3 separate regions of the Mus musculus genome follow, and all the other regions are linked to region 2. Evidence: chromatin loops called from intact Hi-C (ENCODE). Cell type or tissue: heart. All regions are shown on one strand.

What was found. Hi-C counts contacts between places; a loop is a spot of excess contacts. Peaks named below come from ENCODE experiments on the same cell type or tissue, not always from the same donor. Only the 100,000 strongest peaks of a DNase experiment are listed, where the experiment ranks them.
Region 1: it touches region 2 in a loop (5-fold over the local background); 8 of 42 quality-filtered maps call a loop at or near these places.
Region 3: a loop joins it to region 2, with 2.4 times the contacts of the local background. A loop is called at or near these places in 2 of 42 quality-filtered maps.

The regions. Positions count from the first base shown.
Region 1 is chr11:75,048,882-75,053,881 of GRCm38, reverse strand. It overlaps Smg6 (Smg-6 homolog, nonsense mediated mRNA decay factor (C. elegans)), which reads right to left. Exons shown (of 19, transcript NM_001002764.2): 13 at 1-120. Among named protein-coding and RNA genes, the nearest start is that of Gm51907, 80 kb to the left of the region's middle. In heart, a CTCF peak has its summit at 2,097; DNase peaks (open chromatin) are centred at 1,501 and 2,011; H3K27ac peaks cover 4,271 bases.
Region 2 is chr11:75,162,467-75,167,466 of GRCm38, reverse strand. Smg6 (Smg-6 homolog, nonsense mediated mRNA decay factor (C. elegans)) reads right to left here. Exons shown (of 19, transcript NM_001002764.2): 19 at 3,019-4,647. The coding sequence ends at 4,517. It overlaps Hic1 (hypermethylated in cancer 1), which reads left to right. Exons shown (of 2, transcript NM_010430.2): 2 at 1-2,902. The coding sequence ends at 2,087. Among named protein-coding and RNA genes, the nearest start is that of Hic1, 5.3 kb to the left of the region's middle. In heart, CTCF peaks have their summits at 333 (motif pointing left), 1,936 (motif pointing right) and 2,637; DNase peaks (open chromatin) are centred at 66, 786, 1,916, 3,886 and 6 weaker places; H3K4me3 peaks cover 2,499 bases; H3K27ac peaks cover 2,068 bases; H3K27me3 peaks cover 4,353 bases.
Region 3 is chr11:75,097,797-75,102,796 of GRCm38, reverse strand. All of the region lies in intron 13 of Smg6 (Smg-6 homolog, nonsense mediated mRNA decay factor (C. elegans)), which reads right to left. Among named protein-coding and RNA genes, the nearest start is that of Gm51907, 31 kb to the left of the region's middle. In heart, a CTCF peak has its summit at 2,788 (motif pointing right); no DNase peak of the experiment used is centred here.

The DNA.
Region 1 (5,000 bases), 110 kb after region 2:
TCCAGGATAAGCAGGGTGAGGTCATCATCTGGGTCCTTGTACAGTGGCACCTCAGACTGATTGACTGCAGTCAGTATGTTACAGAAATCAGCTAGTGTTGACCAGACATCCACAGCAACCCTGTGAGAAACAAGACAAGAAAAGAAGAACGGTTCTAAAGAGGTCGGTGAAAGTGTTCTTCCTGCTCTGGGAATGGAAAGGGACTTGCAACAAAAGCTGTAAGGCTGGCTGGCAGCTCCCAAGAAATATTATCAAAAATGTAATATTAAGTTGTGCCCATAGCTACCATCTATGTGTGTGTACTCTCTATGTAAAGGTGAAATTGATCGGGGGACTTTTAATCCTAACCAGAGAGAAAGAAAAAGAATTTGGAGAACCAGTTGCCTAATGCTGGTTCTGTCACCTTTCCAGACAGTATGATGAGACACTTTAAACAGTCTAGATACCCAGTGCCTACGGCAGCTCTCAGAAGTCCCTGCTCTTGCATAGTCAAGTATATACCACACAGACAGAAACTGGGCACTAGCCTCTCTCCTTCAGCCACAGGCACACAGGGAGTAGTCACACTGTGTAGTCACGTAGGCTTCCCTCTTAGAAATACTTTATAAAGTAATTCTCTATATGTAAGCAGTAAAATGAATACATGTCCAAGAAAATCCCCCTTCCTGTCTTGCCAAAGTCTGCTCTGGAAGGGAAAGCTTCTTGCTCATTTCAATGCTATCTTGGCTGTCCCACGCCTTCTTCCTTCTCTCACTTGTACATTAGACACAGGATGACTAACCATCCTGGGACTGTCCAAGTTTTAGCACTAAAATTTTCACATCTCTTAAGTCCCCTAGTCCAACACAGACCAGGATGCTTGGTCAGCCAGTCCCACATCATCGGGTTCTGGATAAACCTGAGAAGAAAACTAAAACTACAAAATCTCTCTCTCTACTTAAAACTCCAAGGTAGAATTATAGAAAGAAGGTTCATTTAGTTCATACCATCACCTATTGTGGCTCAGACTGTTTGGTGGGTGCTAAACATCACCTAAACTTTGCCTGCCTAAGTGAACCTCAATTGTAATTGTATCCAATGGTTGCCAAGTTTACAGACTTGATTTTCTCCTCCAGAAAAGCTTCTAACCCAGGAGATGGAATAGCATCTACCCTCTAGATGCTAAGATGTTAGAAATACTATAAAAAACAAATAGAAAACAAAACAACAAGAAAACTCCACAGGAAAGACTGAGTACGAAGAAACTCTATGCCAATAAGTTCTAAGGGTCCCCTGAAATCTCCCAGGGGTACTGTCCATGAGCCTACAGGGTAGGCTGAGACCTATGCCATTAAACCCCCAACTCCCATTCCAAGATGACAGGAAAGAGGGCATTCCAGGAATTGCCACTGAGAGCCATGGGGACTCCCTCCCTCACCAGCTCCAGGTGGAAGGAGGCTGAGGTGGTTTATTTACTGAGATCACTACACTAGGAAAAGGCAATGAAATGAAACATCTTGTTTTCAAGAGCGTCCTGGGAACCAGGCGGAACATGGTCCCATTAATCATACAACGGCACATAATCAACACACGTGTACTGCAGAACCAAGTCACTTCCCAGGCTTTGCCTAGCAAGAAGAACACGTTTGGGAAGAATCACCAGGGGGATGCAGGTTTTCTAAAGCCCTCTGCATGGACACCAACAACCAGACTCATTCACAAAGCTCCATCTTTTGGCTCAGCTGAGTTTGGCTGTCAGAAATGTTTAAATATGGAAAAAAATAAACAGTTGCAACACGTTTTTCTGTGCAGAAATCTGCCTGGGCTCCTCTGTGATGTAATGGGAAACGCGGCACTCAGGCTACCAGCTGTAGAATAAACAGAACTTTGAGGGTTAAAAGGAACTGAACTTTCCACGACCCCATCTGCAGAGAAGAAAATAATAAGAGGAATGATGCACTGCCCCACAGCTCTGATAGTTTATCCTCCGGTCCGGCTGCAGAGACAAGCACCGGATGTGATAGGGCTGCTCAGGGCTGCCTCTGAGGTTAGTGCTGCCCATGGGAGACACACAGGGAGGCTCTTCCAGTTCCCTGCTTCCTCCCCCAGTGCCCTGCTGGCCACTTGAGCCCACTGCCTGAGTCTGATCCCACAGCGTGGTGAGCTTTGGCCAACAGGCACTGCTTGGCTGCAGAGCAGCAATTTGGAAAATAAACAGGAAAAACGCCAGTAAGAAGGAAGAAGGTGAAAAGTCTCCCATCTGAATTCTTGGCTTGGAGGTCATGGTTGGTGCTAAACAGGTCAAGGCTGCTTGAGGACATAGTTAGGGATGAGGGTGTAGGCAGTAGTATCCCCAGCCAGAGAGAGGCGGCAGAAAATCACCCACAGTTTCCTCAGTGGGAGGCCCCACATCCCTCTCATCCTCCCACCCTTACCATCTTGGATCCAAGAAGAAGAAATATGTGGTACCATGTGGTTCTCATTACCATGCTCTCCTGTCCCCTAAGGCTCAGATAAAGCAAACTGACTCCTCCCAGAGACTGCTGCTCATCACTAGGGACTCCTGCCCACCTCTATCTTTTGCCCATTACTACTCACCTTGTGCCAAAACCTTATGACACACTGCAGTGATAAGGTAGATGAGAGTTCTTACCCTGTTGATTTTGTAAGACAGCAGCTGGGGCCAAAAGACATGGGAAGTGCCCTGAGTTCCCAAGTCAGAAATATAAATAAAAGCAGTCCAAGGGTCAAGCTAGACTGATCAGAATCAAGGAGATATAAAAAATGCTTCAATGAAAAGTCACTCCAATCAGGTCAGCCTGATCTTGTTGGTACCCATGGGCCAACCTGTGACAAAGGTATGGGAAATAAGAATCAAGAAACTAACGACGACGACGATGATGACGAGGAGGAGGAGGAGGAGGAGGAGGAGGAGGAGGAGGAGGAGGAGGAGGAGGAGGAGGAGGAGGAGAAAGAGATGTTCTCCAAAAACCCAGGTGAGAGGCCTGAACTGAAAAGCTAATATCTGCGAGAGGATGATGTAAGGGTTGAGAGGTCAATTCCATGCGTGAACAGTTTCCTGTTTAAGCAGAAGGGGGACGTCTTGAATTTTTTCCCCATGTTTCTTTCTTATCCTAATAAGAAGCGCCATTTAACCTTCACCTCATAGCAGCCCTTGAAGCCTTAGGAGTCCAGGTTGATGGAAGGGCACAAAGTAAAATCCTTGTGGCTATGAAGAGCTTGAAGATACTTGAGAACATGTGGGGTTCAGTCAAGCCCCTCTGCCACCCATTCCTATCTAGCTTTTTGCTGAGGAGACCGAAGGTTATAGGTGGGTAGAAGGGTATGAAGAGCCTCACTCTGTAGTCCAGGCTGCCTTGGAACTCACCATGTAGCCCTGACTGGCTTCAAAGCCTCAGTGATCCTGACTGCTGGGATCACAGGTATATGGTCCTATGCTTGGCTTAGACAAATCCTTCTGGCTTCTTCTGGTTCAACTTGTATTTGAAGAATGTACCAGAGCCTACAAAATCTCACTAAAGTTAGGGTACACTCTTCACCAAGCAGACACAAATCAGCCTGAGAATATGAAACTGTATTCAATAAACCCATTTATGGCTCCCAGAATGGCGACAATGAAGTCTCTCAGAAGCTGGGGTGTGATTAGTGTTCAGGGATCAGCAGTTGCAAAGTGACCCACTAGCCCAACCTCGAAGAACACACCACACACTAGGAAAGCAGAGCTCTGGCTGTAGTCTGAATGCCAGATCCTAGCCTGAGACAGACCAGCAATGACTAGTTAGAGGTATGCACTCAGTACCAAGGTTCACTACAGACATGCATTCACTTACTCCACCAGCAAGGGGTGGGGTGGGGGAAGAGTTAATTTACTTTTTATTGCCTCAGAATTCCAAGGTTTAATGTAGCTGTCAGTTTGAGTGCAGTGCAGCTGCTGGCCGATACAATGCAGCCCAGGCCAGCCCAGGTGACTGGGGAAACACATTTCACAGAAATGAACCAACACACACTCTTGGCTGGTTGTTTGGAGGATATTGACTTGGGGAATCAGATTAACCCTTCAGGCTAGGGTTAGTTCTGCAAATAGCATTAGAAAGCTATTCAGTCCAGGGAATTGAGAAGCTTGTTCTCTAGTGAGCCCACAGTTTTTTGTGTTTCTATAGTTCTCACAGGTGATGCTATACAGCTATGTGCCCTGCAAGACTGAGGTGTGGAACATATGAGACATGGTATACCACAGTCATCATCTCCTTGTCTGAAATGCGGAAAGAGAGAAAGGTCTGCTATCTGCCAGGGAAAGTCAGGTAGAACTGTTTCCAGAGCTCCAACAGACAGGATTAAGGAATGGCAAAAGGTTGGAATGGTCTGACCAGGGCTCAGTCTGTCTTTCTAGAAAGACCAAGGAAGACTAAGCATTCACACACTTCTTCATATTTTTACTGGGGGAATAGGCTGACTGGTGATTAATATCAAGTACAATGACCCCATGTTACAAGCCTGCAGGGGCCTGTGGAGGTGGCCGTTTCCTGTGTAATACCAGCTTGTTTAAACACTAACATTCAAACTCCACAGCTGCAGAACAAACCCGGAAAGAGGTGAGTGAGAAGAAGCCCTGCATTGTGTTTCAGAGCTATGGAAGATCAGAGAGGTTGTACAGATGGGAAACAAGTTGGGTTTTGGGTTCCTGGGGTGAAGAAATCTGGAAACAGCCAAGGTGGTATAGAAAGTAGGTACAAGGAAGCTAAAAGCCCAGTGAGCACAAATTCATGGGAAAGGCAAAAAACAATCAAACAAATGTTCAATGGCATATATTATCTGCTTAAAAAAATGTATTTCCCTTTGGGAACCCAACTCTCTGGATCTATAGACAACATTAATCCCTGGTTGCCCTGGAACATTTCTTACTTAACTGCAGGAAAATGGCAGGGTATAAGCAGCTAGTTGCAGAAATGGTTCTAAACCTAACAAGTCTAGTGGTGCTACAAGAATAATATCTTAGGCAT
Region 2 (5,000 bases):
ATCAGCGCACCAAGGGCTTCTTGTGCGACGTGATCATCGTGGTGCAGAATGCCCTCTTCCGCGCGCACAAGAACGTGCTGGCGGCCAGCAGCGCCTACCTCAAGTCCCTGGTGGTGCATGACAACCTGCTAAACCTGGACCATGACATGGTGAGCCCGGCCGTGTTCCGCCTGGTGCTGGACTTCATCTACACCGGCCGCCTGACTGACAGTGTTGAGGCCGCAGCAGCAGCAGCGGTGGCCCCGGGCGCGGAGCCGAGCCTGGGCGCTGTGCTGGCTGCTGCCAGCTACCTGCAGATCCCTGACCTCGTGGCTCTGTGCAAGAAGCGCCTCAAACGCCACGGCAAGTACTGCCACCTGCGGGGAGGAGGCAGCGGCGGCGGCGGCTACGCTCCTTACGGGCGGCCCGGCCGGGGCTTGAGGGCTGCCACGCCCGTCATCCAGGCTTGCTACTCGTCCCCGGCCGGGCCACCGCCGCCGCCTGCCGCCGAGCCGCCGTCGGGCCCCGATGCAGCCGTCAACACCCACTGCGCTGAGCTATATGCTTCAGGCCCGGGCCCAGCAGCCTCACTCTGCGCCCCGGAGCGTCGCTGCTCCCCGCTTTGCGGCCTGGATCTGTCCAAGAAGAGCCCGCCAGGTTCCTCGGTCCCCGAGCGACCGCTTAGTGAGCGCGAACTGCCTCCACGCCCGGATAGCCCTCCCGGTGCGGGGCCCGCAGTCTACAAGGAGCCATCACTCGCCCTGCCCCCGCTGCCGCCTTTGCCCTTCCAAAAGCTGGAGGAGGCCGTACCGACTCCAGACCCGTTTCGAGGAAGCGGTGGCAGTCCGGGACCCGAGCCCCCCGGCCGCCCCGACGGCTCCAGCCTCCTCTACCGCTGGATGAAGCACGAGCCAGGCCTGGGTAGTTATGGCGATGAACTGGTCCGGGATCGAGGCTCCCCGGGTGAGCGCCTGGAGGAGCGCGGTGGGGATCCTGCCGCCTCACCCGGGGGCCCCCCGCTGGGCCTGGTACCCCCGCCACGCTACCCCGGGAGCCTGGACGGGCCAGGCACAGGAGCAGACGGCGACGACTATAAGAGCAGCAGCGAGGAGACCGGTAGCAGCGAAGACCCCAGCCCACCCGGCGGCCACCTGGAGGGCTACCCATGCCCGCACTTGGCTTATGGTGAGCCTGAGAGCTTTGGTGACAACCTGTACGTGTGCATCCCATGTGGCAAAGGCTTCCCCAGCTCGGAACAGCTGAATGCACACGTGGAGGCTCACGTAGAGGAAGAAGAGGCGTTATATGGCAGGGCAGAGGCTGCTGAGGTGGCTGCTGGGGCCGCCGGCCTTGGGCCCCCCTTTGGTGGCGGTGGGGACAAGGTCACTGGGGCGCCGGGCGGACTAGGAGAGCTGCTGCGGCCATACCGCTGCGCGTCCTGCGACAAGAGCTACAAGGACCCGGCCACGCTGAGGCAGCACGAGAAGACACACTGGCTGACAAGGCCCTATCCGTGTACCATCTGCGGAAAGAAGTTCACGCAACGCGGAACCATGACACGCCATATGCGCAGCCACTTGGGCCTGAAGCCCTTTGCGTGCGACGCGTGCGGCATGCGCTTCACCCGCCAGTATCGCCTCACGGAGCACATGCGCATCCACTCTGGAGAGAAGCCCTACGAGTGCCAGGTGTGCGGTGGCAAGTTTGCTCAACAGCGCAACCTCATCAGCCATATGAAGATGCACGCTGTAGGTGGCGCGGCCGGCGCGGCCGGGGCGCTGGCTGGCCTGGGGGGACTACCTGGCGTCCCTGGCCCTGACGGCAAGGGCAAGCTCGACTTCCCTGAGGGTGTCTTTGCTGTGGCCCGCCTCACAGCTGAACAGCTGAGTCTGAAGCAGCAGGACAAGGCAGCTGCTGCCGAGCTGCTGGCGCAGACCACGCACTTCCTGCACGACCCCAAGGTGGCGCTGGAGAGCCTCTACCCGCTGGCTAAATTCACTGCTGAGCTAGGACTCAGCCCAGACAAGGCGGCAGAGGTGCTGAGCCAGGGTGCGCACTTGGCCGCAGGACCGGACAGCCGAACCATCGACCGTTTCTCTCCCACCTAGAGCGCCGTCCCTCCTAGGTGCGCCCGGCGCTGCCTGACAGCCCGGGGATAACTGGTAGCAGCGGCAGCGCCGCAGTGGTGGCCCCACCTTTCTACACCTCACCTGGCCTCACTGTTTAGTGCCTTAGCCTGGGGAAGTCAGTGGGGGAAAACCCCGGGTCGGGGGTGGGATAGGGGAAGGGAGATTTATATTTTTGATATCAGCTTTGACCAAAGGAGAACCCTGCCTCTCCCTGTGGCTCATTGGCCCTCTCCCCCGGCTCCGTGCTGCTCTTGGGGGAAGGATGCCATTATTCGGACGGACGCTCCCAGCCCTACCTCCGGCCCTTGCGACCACACCCATTCTCACTGTGAATCTCCCTGCTGGGGTCGGAGCATTGGGCACAGTTGGAGAGAGGGGAGGGGACTGAGCCGGCCGGAGGGCCTCCCCGTCCCCTGCTCCTGCCCAGCCCGGGACTGATAATGTGAAGTTCCTCATTTTGCACAAGTGGCACTAGCCCCAGGGCCAACCCTTCCTTTCCTCACCACCAGGGTGGGCAGCTCTGGCGCCAGGGATGACAACCCTGACCCATCTGTCTCTGCTTCCGAGGTGTCCCCTCCTCTTCCTGGGGTCCCCGGACCATATATTTATTGCATGCGCCCTAGGTGACCCCTATCCTGAGCCCAACTTTAGCTGGGCTGGAGAGAGGTCTCCTTCCTTGGTTCCCGTTCTGTCCCTTTGTATATTCTCTACTCTGTACACAGGCTCTTCCAGAGCCGCTTCCATTTTCTATACTCAACCAAACAGCAATAAAGCAGTAACCAAGGTCCCTATAATCCTGTGGCTCTCTTCTGCCCCTGCACCACGGTGGGTGGCAAGGCCCCAACATAGGTGTACAGGCCCAAACCAGCCGCCCCTCCCCAGTCCCAAAAAATAGACCAGCAGAGGTCAATTATATTTCATAACTAAAAATTTATTAAGGAAACAAAACCAGGGTTCCAAGTGGGACAGAAAGAAGAAAGGTATTCTTCCATTCCCAATCCCCCAACCCCCAGCCAATGACCCTCACAGCCAGAGGAGGGGACCTCAAAGGAAGTAGCCTGCCTGCGCCTTACAATCAAGAGAGCTTCTGAGCTGAGTCCTGGGCACTGTCCTGGGCCTGAGAAGGGCAGAGCACCCTTGGTGAAGCACTGCTCCTCCTGAGGTGGGTTGTGTGATCCCCTGCTTAGCCTGAGACAGCCTTCTCAATCCTCCTCTACCTCTTTGCTAGACTGAAGGAATTCATTCCTGGTCGGGAGCCTCCAAGTGAGGTTGTAAACAGAGGCAGCAAAAAACAAAAACAAAAAACCTAAAAGAACCAAAACCCTCAAAGGCTAAAGGGCCCCATGTCCCCTCTTCTGGGTAAAGAAGTACAATGACAAAGCCAGAAACGGGCTCAACACCCTGGCACCTCTACCTTGGGGTTCAGCTCTCCCAGCTAGGAGACTTCTCAGAGGTGTGACGGGTTGGGAAGGAAGGACAGCTGGGAAGGCTTTATTTGGTTCCTGTCACAGGTGGTAGGGGTAAGATTCAGAACGAGAAGTCCCACAAGGAACTGAGGGGAGGAAGTTTAGGGGGTTTGGGGTGATGAAAGGGGCCAACTAGAAAAGGAAGGCAGCAAAGAAGAGTCTGAGGAAATTTCCCCAAGAGGGTACTGCAGTGAAAGGAAGGCCAAGGATGGGAGCATGTGCTGGTGGAGGGCCACTCAGGACGCACGGGCCCAAGACCAGATGGCCCTTCCCTTAGGCCCATGACTGCCCAAAAGGAAAACAAGGGCAAAGTGCAAGATGTGGACAGGAAGAGAAACATGTGCACATGTGCTGTGTGAGTGCGTGCGTGTGTGTTGAAGGGCGAGGGCTGCTGTTGCTGTTACAGACAGAAGTCAGCGTGGGTCCACAGGGCATCTGGGCCTCAGGGAGATGGAGACACCTGGGCACCCTTCCTGACAGCTGAAGCCTCTCAGACATTCAGGACAGAGACTGTGCAGACTGAGGGGTTGATCAGTTTCCTTGCATCTAATGGAAACTTTAGAATCTCTGCCCCTTACCACTACAGAGTGGCTGGGTCCTCGGGGTGAGTAGGCCTCCCTCCAGCCCTGGGACCAGATAGAGGGAAAAAGGGTGGGAGCTTGGTGGCCTACTCGGCTTGTCCACCTGTTGTCACTGTAGCCAGTCACCTCCCTGCTAAATCTTGGCAGCCCAGGAGGGTCCCAGCAGTTTCCGCCTGACCCTTGGGAGGGCTCTGTGAGGAGCGGCTCCCCCACAGCACGGCCACGGCGTGAGGTTGGAAGAGGATGGTTTATTGTCTGGGTGGATTGGTAGCTCAGGCACGTGGACATCTTCCGTGTTACACTGGGCGCCTGGCGGCCTCTCAGGAATGGCTCCATGGGGGTGGGCCCCAGTGTGGTCCCCTCAGCCCACCTGGGCCCACGTAAGGAAGGCTGGGATGTCCCTCACAGGCACATTCCTTGTCAGCGCCTTTACACGAAGGTTCCGATCATCGGTCAGCAACACCACCTCCCGTAACAGGCGGATTGGCTCCTCTGTTGGCACAGAAATCAGATGGGCTCAGCTGAGGATAGAAGTGTCAAATACAATCTCCTGTCTTGGGGAGAATGTGGTTGTGGAGGGGCAAGTTCTTTCCAGGCTCAGAGCACCATTCCCCTGATGCTTAGAGGGTCAAGCTAGGTAGGAGCTGTGCTGGGGCTATGAACTCCTCACACGGGACTCTTGTGCCTGGTGCCTGAGAGTACTCAAACTGCAGACCTGTCTTCCAAAGACTCAGAACTAATAGGAAGCAGACTCCTAACTATACCCCTGGCCCTAGATTCCTATTAACTGCCCTCACCCTCATTCTAACAAAGTCTCTCCTTCTAAAGGTGGGATGTGTGTGTTA
Region 3 (5,000 bases), 65 kb after region 2:
CATCCTCAAGAACTCAGGGAAGTACCACTTAGAAAGCTGTGAGAGTAAAGGAGGCAGCTGAAAGGATCGGACATGAGTTGATTGACAAGTGACTACTGGTCTGAAACATACTTACTCCCCAACTGAGGGACTGCATTTTGGCACTGGCTCTTCCTCCTACCTCTAATTCTGCTCATAGTCTTCTTGGAAGTGGAGCAGACAGGGAAACAGCCCAGCATTTGTCTAGAGGGAGAAGTTCCCCTCTTACTCAGCTGAGTACTGCTCTCAGCGCTCCTCCACAGAGGAGCATAGCAATAGTTTTAACAACCGTTCTCTGCTCTGAAACAGTACCAAAGTTAAGCCAGCAGAAAAATAAGGGTGTAGGTCTTGGATGGAGTCTATCTGTTGTTTTATTTTGTTGAGGTGGGTGTGCCAATCCATTTTTTAACTTTATTCACACTTATAGTTGCTTTATAATCATTTCCTGAGAACACAGTAGGAAGAGAGTGGTATTTACTCACTCCACCCTCCATCTAAGTCTACCCCCAAACAATCCAAATATGTGCTTTAAACCAAGAAGAGGCCATCCTCTTGCCTTTGGCAGCCCTGAAGGCCAGACATTACTAGCACTCCTGTGAACAGCTCAAGGCTCCACCCATAGCAGACTACACATGCTAAAACCCAAGAGGAGTATTATTCCAACACAATCGCCCGGGAGGGGAGAGCTGAGTAGCTGGGGTGGAGTGGTTGGGACACTTGTAAGGTCTCACACCAGAACACCCAAGTGGTAGCATAGGCATTTTGGTAACGTGGCGACAGATGAACTTCAGTGTGGGAAAAGCTAAATGCTATAATAAAAAAAGCTATCTCTGCATATGGAGAGAGAAGGTGGGTTTACAGATGCTAGGGTGGCAAGGTGAAGTCATCTTTTAGGGACCTGGCTAGCTGTCAGGCTGGAAATACATAGGACATTCATTTTCTTTGTTTTATTTGTTCTGGATTTTGGTTTGTTTGTTTGTATGGAGACAGGGTTTCTCTGTGTAGCCCTGGCTGTCTTGGAACTTGTTATGTAGACCAGACTGGCCTCTAACTCAGAGATCCATCTACCTGTCTTCTGAAAGCTGGCATTAAAGATTTGAGCCACCAAGCTGGATAACATTCAGTTTCTTTACAGGAGAAGCAGATGCATGTGGTTATGGGAGACAGAACACAGGAGTCCCACTACTGTCTAAACTGGAAGGAGGACTTCTTTGCAGCAGTTAGAAGAAAGCATAGGTGGAACACACAACAAACCCACTGCTTCTGGCTATCCAAGGCCTTTTGAAAGCACCTTCTTCCTGCTGTGTTTGATAGCCTTTGGGCACTGGTTAGTTTTCCTGTTTACTCTCTTGAGAACATGGATAGTTCTCCCCTAGGAGTGGGACTTGCTTGGGAGAGGTGTGGTTGGGACACTGCTGTAAGACCTGGAAAGGGACAGCTCTTTCAAGCTACTGTTCAAGCCTTTTGTGTGTGTGTGATACCAGGGACTGAACTGAGCCCAGGGCCTTGCATGCAAGGCAAATGCTCTGCTGCTGAGCTGCATACCTAGCCTTTTCTTTTTGTTGTTGCAATTTTTATTGCTTTTTTTTTTTTTGAGACAGAGGCTTGAAACAGACTGGAAGACTTAATACTGTTAAGATGACAAATCTATCCAATGTAATCTATATTTTTAATTTAGCCTTACTCAAACCACAATGAATGCCACTCCAACCCTTGACAGAGAGGATCTCACTAATTAGCACTGCCTTAAAGTTATCACTGTGCTGATATGCAGATCAAGCTGGTTGTGAATCCTTGGCAATCCCTCTGCCTCAACCTTCTACATGCTAAGTATGACTAAAGGTAAGTCCCACCAGGCCTGGCTACAATGTCAGTGTTTACCAAAGAAAAACAGTATTTTCTAAAGTTCATGTGTGATCTCAAGGGACCCCAAATAATCTTGAAAAATAACACAAGCTGGAGGCTGAAGCTTCCTAATTTTGAAATGGACTAGCTACAATAAACTACTATATACACTACCCGATGACATATAAGCAGTGAAGCAGGGGTCTCAGAGATAAACCCTCATATGTATATGTATGGCCACTTTTTTTTTTTCCAAGACAGGGTTTCTCTGTGTATACCCTACCTGCCCTAAAACTCATCCTGTAGACCAGGTTGGCCTAAAACCTAGAGATCTGCCTGCTTTTGCCTCCTAATGCTGAAGTTAAAGGTGTATGCCACTACTGTTGGCTTTAAAAAGTAATTTTATATGAAAAGAGGCTAGAAAAAGCCATGAGCAACTTCTATAAAACATCAAGAAAAGAAGAGGACATTTGTCCTACTAGACTTTGTGTTGTATTAGACTTACTATGTAGCCCAGCCTGAACCTTCTTAGGAAGCCATTGGACTCACAATCTTCTTGCCCCAGGCTTCTGACTGCTGGGGTTGTAGGTACACACATTACACCACTTTGCTTGACTGCCTTACTTGTTTGAAAGACTTCAGAACTAGGATGGTGGCACTTATCAGTGAAATACAACTGAAAACTAAGAAACTAACCCACATGTAGGAACATCTAATTTACAAAACAATTCCAAATGAAACAGATATGAATGTATATAGTAAAACTTTTACTTCCTTTAGTTTTGGAGGTGCTAGGGATGGAACACATTGCATGTGCTAGGCAAGCAAAGCACTTTACCACTGAACTGGCATCCTCAGTTGTTTTTTTTTTGTTTTTGTTTTTTTAAAAATAAGTACACTGTAGCTATCTTCAGACACACCAGAAGAGGGCATCAGCTCTCATTACAGGTGGTTGTGAGCCACCATGTGGTTGCTGGGATTTGAACTCAGGACCTTTAGAAGAACAAGTTAGTGCTCTTACCCACTGAGTCATCTCACCAGCCCTGGCATTCTCAGTTAAAACTACAAGTTTTAGCAGACAAACGTGCTTCCTTATGACTTCAGATCTGGTAAGGCTTCTTTTTGTCCCATATGAAACTGTAATTATCCTTGATAATATCTTAACCTAACAGCAAAGTGATTAAAGGGCACAGCGCTGGAGAAACAGCTCAGTGGTTAAGAGCTCTGGCTGCCCTTCCAGAGAACCCAGGTTTGATTCTCAGCTCCCACATGGTTGATCACAAACATCTATACCTCCAGTACTAGGGGCTCTAAAGCCCTCTTCTGACTTCTCTGGTACCAGCATACATGTGGTATACAGACATACATGTAGCCAAAATATTTATACATATAAAATTAAAACAGTAAAATTTTAAAACAAACCAAAAAAGATTTAAATGAATTAAAAAACAAAAAATCAAGCCAGCCATTGTGGCTCGAGCCTATAACCATGGAACCTGTAACTTGGAAGGTGGAGGTGAGGGGTTCAGAGTTTACTCATCTTCAGTGACATAACAAGTTAGAGGCCAGCCAGGGTTTCTGGAGGCTCTATCTTAAAAACAAAAACAAAGCCAAACAAACACACACACACACACACACACACACACACACAAAAATCAAACCCCAAACAACTACCACAACCAACCAACCAAAAAATAAAAAGGTCAGAAAGTGTAGGGCAGAGATAAACCATAAAATTATAGGCTTAGGCTTATCAGGGTAACTGTTTTTTTTCTATACAATATAAATTTAAACATATTTGCAATGACTATATTTCATTGGCCTTGTTTTAATTAAAATTGTCTTCTTAGGAGGGCAGTGGTGGCCCATGCATTTAATTCCAGGTCTTAGCAGGTAGATCTCTGTGAATTCGAGACCAGCTTAGTCTACAGGGCAAGTCCCAGGACAGCCAGGGCTATACACAGAAACCTTAGCTTGAAAAACAAGCAAACCAAACCAAATTAACCAATCAACCAACCAACCAACCAACCAACCAACCAACCAACCAATCATTCCAAAAGCCAGCCAAACAAACAATCCCTCTCACCAACAAAACAAAATTGTCTTCTCACAGAAAATTTCTAACATACTCAAACAGATGGACTGATAATAAACACAATTAATGAATGAATTTGTATTATTTTGTTTTGTTTTTGGCAGTACTGGGAATCAAATCTAGGAACTTGTATGTTAGATCAGTAATCTAACATTGGACCAATATTCTCTATTTGAGGAACACTTCCCAATTTCTTTGAAACAAGTTCTCTCATTGGTCTGCAGCTCTATATGTAGAATGGACTGGTTGAGCAGGAAACCTCTTGTCTCTGGCTCTCCAGTGCTGTAATTGTAACCACGAGCCATCACTCCTACCCTTTTAAAGTACAAGGAACATGGGATTTCATGCATTTGTAGGTAGCAAGCTCTAACTGGGCATGGTCACTAAAAAAAGCTAAGAAATTTCTGATACGCGTACATACAACCTACCAACCCTTTTTTCTCAGTACCTTCCTTCCCTTACTCATAGACACTGTTTCCTTATACTGCCCAAGCCAATCAAAAATTCCTAGGCCAAAATGTTATTTTTACCATTCCCAGGAAGTTGGGACTACAGGTGCCCACCAAGATGTCTTTTTTTTTTTTTTAAAGCGTGCATGTGTGTGTATACACATTTCATATATATGGGTACACGTACCGTGAAGTAAATGAGGAGGTCAGTTTTTAAAGACAGATGTATTATTTATGTGAGTATACTGCAGCTGTCTTCAGACACACCAGAAGAGGGCATTGGATCCCACTACAGATGGTCGTGAGCCACCATGTGGTTGCTGGGAATCAAACTGAGGACCTCTGGAAGACAAGTCAGTGCTCTTAACCACTGAGCCAGCTCTCCAGCCCTGCATAGGAATGTTTTGCCTGTTACACATCTGGTGCCTGCAGAGGCCAGAAGAGGGTGTTGCATCCACTGAGACTAGACTTACTGGTGTTGTGACTCACCATTTCAGTGCTGTCAACTGAACCTGGGATTTCTGGAGGCCTGTACTCAGCTGCTAAGGCATCTTTCCAGTCCCTCCACCTTGTTGTTGGAGATATGATCTCTT